Regions from separate parts of the Homo sapiens genome. Here region 1 is linked to region 2. Evidence: chromatin contacts called from ENCODE Hi-C data. All regions are on one chromosome and are shown on one strand. Each heading gives the region's core, a stretch centred on a gene start or an enhancer-like site at or near the end of the contact. The rest is flanking DNA. Distances are from core to core; before and after follow the strand shown.

Evidence for each region. Hi-C counts contacts between places; a loop is a spot of excess contacts on that map. Pooled maps may share reads with other maps.
Region 1: a loop to region 2 is called in a pooled map, with 7 times the contacts of the local background. The contact joins the promoter of ELAPOR2 here to the enhancer-like site in region 2. A Hi-C loop is called at or near these places in 9 of 50 pooled maps.

Annotation. Positions count from the first base shown.
Region 1 is chr7:87,058,360-87,062,326 of GRCh38, forward strand. ELAPOR2 (endosome-lysosome associated apoptosis and autophagy regulator family member 2) reads right to left here and starts at 1,295. Exons shown (of 22, transcript NM_001142749.3): 1 at 966-1,295. The coding sequence starts at 1,154. RefSeq lists an enhancer at 257-757 and silencers at 1,023-1,092, 1,183-1,572.
Region 2 is chr7:87,412,515-87,416,512 of GRCh38, forward strand. ABCB4 (ATP binding cassette subfamily B member 4) reads right to left here. Exons shown (of 28, transcript NM_000443.4): 22 at 1,103-1,203. Among named protein-coding and RNA genes, the nearest start is that of ABCB4, 61 kb to the right of the region's middle. Within about 2 kb of position 2,022, at least 6 of the 41 ENCODE cell types and tissues checked have a DNase peak (open chromatin) inside an H3K27ac peak, as active enhancers do.

The DNA.
Region 1 (3,967 bases), core at 45-2,544, 350 kb before region 2:
CAATCTTCCTAAAAACAGTATCTATTCCATATATCCTCCCAACACAATCAAAGTAGGTCAGAAATGTTGCTTCCTTCCCCTCATTGATTTTCATTAAGAGGATGCACTTTCTGAACACTAAATGGAAAGATAAACACCCAATACAAGAACCAATGACACCCCCTGTAAATTTTTGGCACACTGTCTCGTTCTTCTAAAAGCCAGATAAAAATCTCATCTCCCATAGTTTATCCTTTTTGGCTGTAAAACAACAATGATTACAAGCTATAAAATACACCGCGGCAATACTTCAGCCAGGTGATAAAGCACCTCCCAAAAGAAGCATATTCACTGTCTTTTCTAATTTTCTCCATCATCAACCTGCATCTTCTCTACCAAGTACATACTCCTTTTTTTTCCCCCCCAAATTCAAATCCACATTTTGTCAGAAGGATGCTAAGTGACACCATACATTGGCTTAGCAAACCCACAGGGCCTTAATCAGGAAGCTGAGGGCAGGGGAGTAGGACGAAGGCGTTTGCAGAGACAGGGGAGTGGAGACAGGGGGAGGAGGAGCGGGAAATCCTCTGGTGTCTGTGTCTGGCTCTCTGGAAAAGCTGTGATGAGATGGTTCTTCAAATCCCACTGGTGGGGCTTCCCCAGTCTCCTCCCCTTCCTGAAATCTTTCCCTCGACCCCAGGTCCTCAAACCTGGCTGTCCAAAAAGGACGCCGCAAAGTCCTGCAGAGCCCCCAAAAGACACAAGCGCGGACAGAAAAGCATCCCCCGAGAGACAGCGAAGCCACACACCCTCTCCGGGCCAGCTACCAGGGCGGGCAACTTCACCCCTCGAAGCAAACGAAAGCCCCTGTTCTCCAAGCAAAGGAAAAGGGGATGGCAAACAGAAATAAACAGGAACCGCTCTCAGCCTTCATCTTCCGCGCCCTCCCCCAGCAAACTCCAGGTAGAGGACCAGGTGCTGCTCACCTCCTGGCAAGGAGGAAGCGGGCGGCTGGAGGAGGAGGGCAGGTCCCCAGCCCAGGCCGCCTGGCAGCCGGCGAGCGCCCAGCAGCAAATCCAGGCGGGGCTCCAGGGCGGCGAGCGCCCGCGGCGGGGAGCCTCCGCCGGCCGCCCCCAGCCCCTGCCCCGTACCGGCCCCCGGGCGCGGAACAGCATCTTCGTCCGGCCGCGGTCGGCGGGCCGGCGGCAAGGCAGCCTTCCCGGGGTGCGGCGGCAGCTCCGGCTCCCGGGCCGCGACTGCTGTGCGCTCGTCTCGCCGCTCCGTCACCCGCTGCCCGTCCGCCCGCTGACAGCTCTGCTGCGCTCGCGGCCCGGGCAGCCAGCGCCGATGCTCCCGTCACGCCGGAGGGAGGGACCGCGGGGCGCGGGCGCGGCGCGGGGGCGGGACGCGGGGCGGGGACGCTGGAGCTGGGGAGCAGGTGGCGCGGGCGGGGGCTGCGGCCCAGCCCGGCGGGTCCCCAGGGGCTGCGCGGCGCTCGCCTCGCGCTAGAGGGCGAGAGAGGCTGGGGACCCCGTGGAGTAGCCTGTCTCAGGTCCCCGTGGCCCACTGGGAGGGGCGCTCCCGGGATGAAGCCAGAGTAAATACAGGACATCAGGACATTGTTTTCTGGCGGTGGGTCTTTAAAAAGCTCGCCACTTTCCTCATTGCACACAAACACGCAGATGTGCCCTCGGAACATCCCTTGTAAGGATCCATGCTGGCTAGCGTCAGATCGAATTTCTAGTTAGGGTGTGCATGAAATGGCGGGGAAGAAAGAGGACTGAGGTGTAGACGTGGTGTGTGACTCAGTTTTCTCACCTATTTAATGAAAATAATACCCACCACGTAGGATTATTATGAGGATTAAGTAAGTTGATGTACATAAAGCACTTGGAAGAGTGCCTGGCACACAGTAGGTGACATGTGTTGGTAGTAGTAGCCATAATTATTGCTGCTATTGGTGTTATTTTGTGGAGATGTGTAACATTGGGCATTAAGCCCTGTGTTTTCTGGAGGAAACAGTTTCTCCATCTGTGCGATGATTGAGGTGCTCTTCGTTTTTTCTTTCATTCAAAAACATACTGAACTAGGTGATGGTGAACAAGATGGACATAAGGCCTTCCTCAGTGGCAAGGATCTCAAGATCCCTTCTTGATCTCAGATTCTGTAAATGGGTGAGTTATTGTGTTTTTCAAAAGAAGCATCCAAATTTCTGATTATTGAATATCTGGACAAATCCACGTGGCCCACTCATTATAAGTTGGCCTGTGGCACATTTGTTTGTGGCATTATCTCTAATATCCTTTTAACAAAATTTCCACATGAAAGTCTCTGTATATGTGTGTTTGTGTGTATGTATACACATATAGATTTGTGTATCACACCTATATTCTGATTATAACAATATATGTTATTTGTAAACATTTTGGAAAATATTGAAAAGTATCAGGAAGAATATAAAAATAACTAGAGATCCTACCACCCAGAGATAACATTGTTAATGGTATTAACATGTTGAGGAATTTCCTTGCTTTTTTTTTTTTAACTCTGTGTGTACTGCAAAACTGGAATAATAATTTGTAACCTGCTTTTATTTTTATTCTTAATAACATAAATATTTTCTCAAGTCATTAAAGTCTCCAACAACACAACTTTAATAATTGTAAAATATTTTCTACTCTTTAGATACATGTAATTTACTATTAGATATTAGGCATTGTTTAAGGATTCAGTGTTATTAATAATTCTGGAAAGAATGCCCTTGGAACATAATCTGTGTGCATCTTTAAATATTTTATGATAACTTTCTAGAAGTGAAAACATTGGATCACATGATATGTGTATTTTTAAAGTTTTTGACGAATAGTGTACAAATTCCTTCCAAAAAATTTGTAGCAATTGTTACCAGCAGTTTATGAGTATTTATTTCACATCACCCTAGATTATAATACTTCAGATATTTATCATTTTGGTAGAAGAGACAAAAGCTATTATTTTTAAAATGTATTTTTATCATTGGTGACATCGAGTGATTTTTTATATATATCTACTAGCTATTTGCATTTTTCCTTCTCATGTCAGGGTGTGAGAATTTTTCACTGGCACACTTTAGCCATTTTATTGAAGTTCCATTTTTTATTGATTCGTTAGCAATCTTCATAAGCTTTGTGTATGTTTATCATATATCTTACAAATACTTTTTTGTAGTCTTTTAAATTTACTTCTGATAGCTTTTCTGGCAGAAGCTTGTCATCTTTAGGTATTCAAATGTAGCAACATTTTCTTTTGTGATTTCTTCCTTTTTTATATCTAGAAGTACACGTATCTCTGCAAAATCATACAGATGCCTATGTTTTCTTATTTTGTTATATTTTGTTATTATTTCCTTTTTATATGCTTTATTCTTTAATTCATGTGGAATTTTTAGGAGTCAAATTATGTTATGATTTTTGTCATCTGAGAAAGAACTAACAACATGACTATTAAATTGAAAACAGCTTCTTTCCTTATAAAAATAAGAGTCGTCCAGTCAATGCACTTGGATCAAATGACAATTGTAGATTTTCCAGAGTAGGACAACTTGCCACTTTCAATAAATACTTTTCTCATAGTTGTCCCATCCATAAAAAAGATCTTGACCTTGGATAATTAAAATCAGCATAAAGGCTGACAGAGAAAGGAAATTTCAAGAAGACTCTAAGGTCCTCTTCTACCTGTTATTTTAGGATGTAATAGCAAATTATTCAAAGTTTGTGATTATCTGATCAATAAATTTACTCTTAAAGATAGTTTTATAAAAATATACTTTAATAGAAAATTCATAATGAAATTTTTGCAAGAATGGGTTGAAATAGCTTACAATCACTAGGTAATAATCATTTTTCCACTTTATTTGTGCAGTGTATACCTGAAAATTGAACTGAATTTTGTTAAAAAGTCAACAAAAGCCTTAGCTGTATCAACAAAAGCCATAGCCAAAATGATGCTA
Region 2 (3,998 bases), core at 772-3,271:
CCAGAAGTCCTTTCCCAAGCTAGATCCTGCCAGCCGCCCCTGTATATAATTTATTTTGTACAGTTTCTAATTTGACTTCATGCTATACTTTATTGGCTTCTGAATCCTCCAAAAGAACTATAATTGAGTTACTCTCAAATATGAGGGTGTTTTTGGCAAAAGGAAAAATTCAAAGTATTACTAATTTGGATGGTTTAACTTATGTGCTGTGAACATGGTGTTACAAAACTTGAGCATTCTGTGAAGCTATTGAATCTTTAAATTATAACCAAGTTCATAATTAGCTTCACCTTTCTATTCTTCCTTAACCCTCCTTGAAGTTAAAAACAGGTCATCATTAATGGTGCATACATGTTTTATGTCAAACAACAAATGGACACAAAGGTGTAGCTGCATGTTATTTAGTATCATATGAAGTGTGCATAACTGAGGAGATGGCATAAATTGAGACTTTCAAAGATATCTGTTCAAATTTGCAAGTGTTCAAAACTACTGTTCCAGTCTGCAAAATTGTAATCTAAGTTGTGTTCAACTTTGTGTTAAAACATACTCATTTATAAAATCAGGCTGCAGTGGAAATGAGTGGCAAATGGTGCCATTAGGAGTTTCTTGAATTGCTCAACTATAAACCACTGAAATAGTCTGTGTTTCTTTATCTTCAGAGTAGGTTGGATCTGGTCCTCATTCAGAGAACAAATGAAATACTTTCCTCTGGAACATACCCAATAGCAAGTCTCACTTTTGGTTCAGTCTACACACTGCAAAGAAAGGTTTGAGCAATTCCTTAAAGGAATGTTTGTCTTAAGTCACCCAGATAGGTTATTTATGTTGCCTGCACTGATAACCAAAGACTGTGCAATTCTCTATATCTTTTACGTCTTGGAGACCTATTCTTGTTGTTTGCATAAGATGTAAAAAATATAATTCTGTGTCCTAGTCACATCAAAAAGCTACTTATTTTCAGTGACAGAATTGTTGAAAAAAGGCCACCCTTATAGTCATATCATTGTTTGGAGCAGCAGAGCTTTTATTATCTTTTTGGGACAATAATTCAGCCTTAGGAAAGCACTAGGTTCTTAGCAGGAATCATATGGTTCATTACCTGTAAGGTCCATACAATTTTTCAACATACATTGATTCAAATTTTCTTTCCTGGGTCAAAGACACAACTGTCCTAATATTTTCTATTGCCTCTGTTGCAATCTGTAACACAGAATAGACCTTCATTAGAAGTGGTGTTTTCACTTCTGAAATAATGAAAAATAAGCCCTAGGGCTCTGTCAAAAGTATCCTGAAGGTTACGTTGATAGGCTTTAATTTCCTTTAAATTAAAAACCAAAGGCATAATCTGTTCAAGACTAGCTTTATGACAAAACTGGTACTTCTGGCTGTGCTAAGTATGGTAGGCAAGTCTTTGTATGCTCAGGAAGGCTGATCAGCTAAGGGCAAGAACTGTGGCCTGGGAACCAAGGGCCTGGTTCTATTCCCAGCCTGCCACCAGGCAGTTACATGACTGGCCTTAGTCACAACCCCTTTGTGGCCTGGCTTTCTTCACAAGGCAGAGTCCTAAAAGAAAGGATTAGGCTGTGATTTCTAAGGGCCTATTGGAGCTGCCAATTATTTCCTCCCTGAGTATAACTTCTTATAAAAGCTGTCCACCCACAATGGGAAGGAGATCCCAATTGTCAACAACATGAGCATGCTTTAAATCCGTGATTAAATCAGAGTCAGACATCTGACTAATCTGGGTCAATCAGATTTGGTTTCCTGGCCCTGGACACAAGTTTGAACCGTGAGGCCCTGGGGCTTCAGAGGCTGATGTCACATTGGGTATGTGTAAGAAGCTGGTCTGAATATACAGCATCCGAGGAATGGAATAGATGTATAGGAAGACTCAGATATTAGAGCCTGTGGCTGTAAGAGCCAGTTACACACAAACTGCCTGTATTTCTTGCACTTTGGAGTGTCCTTATATCAAATCGCTTTTACCCAAACCAGCCAGAGCAGTTCTCTGATTCTTACAGCCAAACCACCCTTGACAAATGTTGATTGTCTGTGACTTAGCTATTTAGTCTAAATCTTAGTTCTGTAGTTGAGTCATCTAAACCAACAGCACATGGAGCATAAGATCTTAATTTTAGGTTTTTAACAGCTTTAAGACTTTTTTTTTTACCTCAGTTCTTAGCTTCTGCAATGAGCTGAAAGGAAGATATGTGATGCTTGAGACTGAATAACCATAGATTTTTCATTTGTAATAAAGATATAACAGATAGCAATTACAAGAATAGAGAAAAATTACTGAGCTTTTACTATGTCCAAGTATTACCTCATTCACCAATATGATCTCATTTAGCCTCACAACCTTGAAAGGGAAATAGTATTCCTATTTACACAGATGAGAGAACCGAGGCACAGAGAAGTTAACTGAATTGCCTTAAGTTCTAAAGTTAATAAGTAGCAAAGCAAGAATTCCAACTGAGACTATCTGATGTGGAGTCCATGTTCCTAAGCCATAATGCTATTCTGCTACCCCTGCTGTGTAATTTACACAAGGAGAAACCAGTAATGACTTGACACTCCTCTTGACATTCTAGTCATGGATCAACTCCCTTACGGGTTAGCTGTGGCACAGAGGGCCCTTAATCTCAGTGACCAGACAAGCCCTGGGTCAAGATGGTTATGAGGCAGTCTTCCCTCCCCACTCCCTGCCCAGTAACCAACACCCTCACTACCAAGCCCTTTTTGGAAAATTGGGATGGGAATACCTCAAACCCTGTTGTACTTTAATGATGATGAAACTGTACCCAGGTAAATGAGAGTGTTTCTTTTTAAATAGTGATTTGGGGTTTTTCTAGAACCTTCTTTCCGACTCTTAAGCAAGTGCTGACTGAGTAAACAATATTAAACTATGATTGAACTGCTGATATTAACATTTAAAACATTTTTAATCTTTCATATTTAAAATCTTTCATATTTCATATTTAATCTTTCATATTTCATAACCCTATTAGGTTAAAGTAGCTACTAAAAAAATTTAAACTGGCCAGTCTGAGTTATTCAATCTCTGATGCTTAGAATAACAGGGTTTTAGCTGGAAGGAACTTGGGGCAGTATCTGGTACAATTTCTCATTTTACTAAGGTAGGACATGAGGACTAGAGAAGTTGGGGATCTTCTCCAGCCTCACACACTGTGAATAGCAAGACCAAAGCTAATAACCCAAGATTTTGTTTTGTTTCAATACTGCTCAATTCTACCTGCTCTACTCTGACAAAATTCTAACAATTAATGGAGCTAAGACTATTAACTAGATTCAAGATGTTTTCTATCATGTAACTTGTCTAAGAAAAGTTTATTTTCATTCCATCCAACTGACCATTCTCCCATATGAAATGTGGAAAGAAGCAGGATTGAGGGGCAGGGGAGGAAACAGAGCTACACAGTGTTTCTTCAGCAGTTAGTTGAGACACTCAGAAGTCAAGGAAATGATGCCCTAAAGTACCCACAGCCAGCAGCCAAGAGAATCTTCAAGAACTCTAGACACCCAGGGGTTCCCAAGTCCTGGGAACCACATATTGTCCTAGCAAGCTCCAAGTCTTGGAGAGGATGCAGCGTGAAAATGAGGAGAGTGAATTCTGATGGAAACCTGGAGATACTATTATACCTAACGCTGCATGCAGCGGCAGCTGATGCTGATTACAAGAGGACAAGAAAGGATTTCACCAGACATAATTGGTTTAGTGGAAACATGGTTAGTCCGAATGTTAATCTTCCCTCTTAATATGGTGCCTCTGAAGCTAGTCACTCACCCAGTCTCTGACGCCTTCTTCCCTATAGAGATACTGTCTGTTCCACTTCTCATAACTAGTTAAGGTCAGTTGCAGTAATGCTTGTAAAAGGGCTTTGTAAAGTGCAATGCTATAAAACCTATATCACAATTTATATTTATTATCTGCTTCACTTCCTCATGTTTCAATAAAGGATAATAATTACATAAAT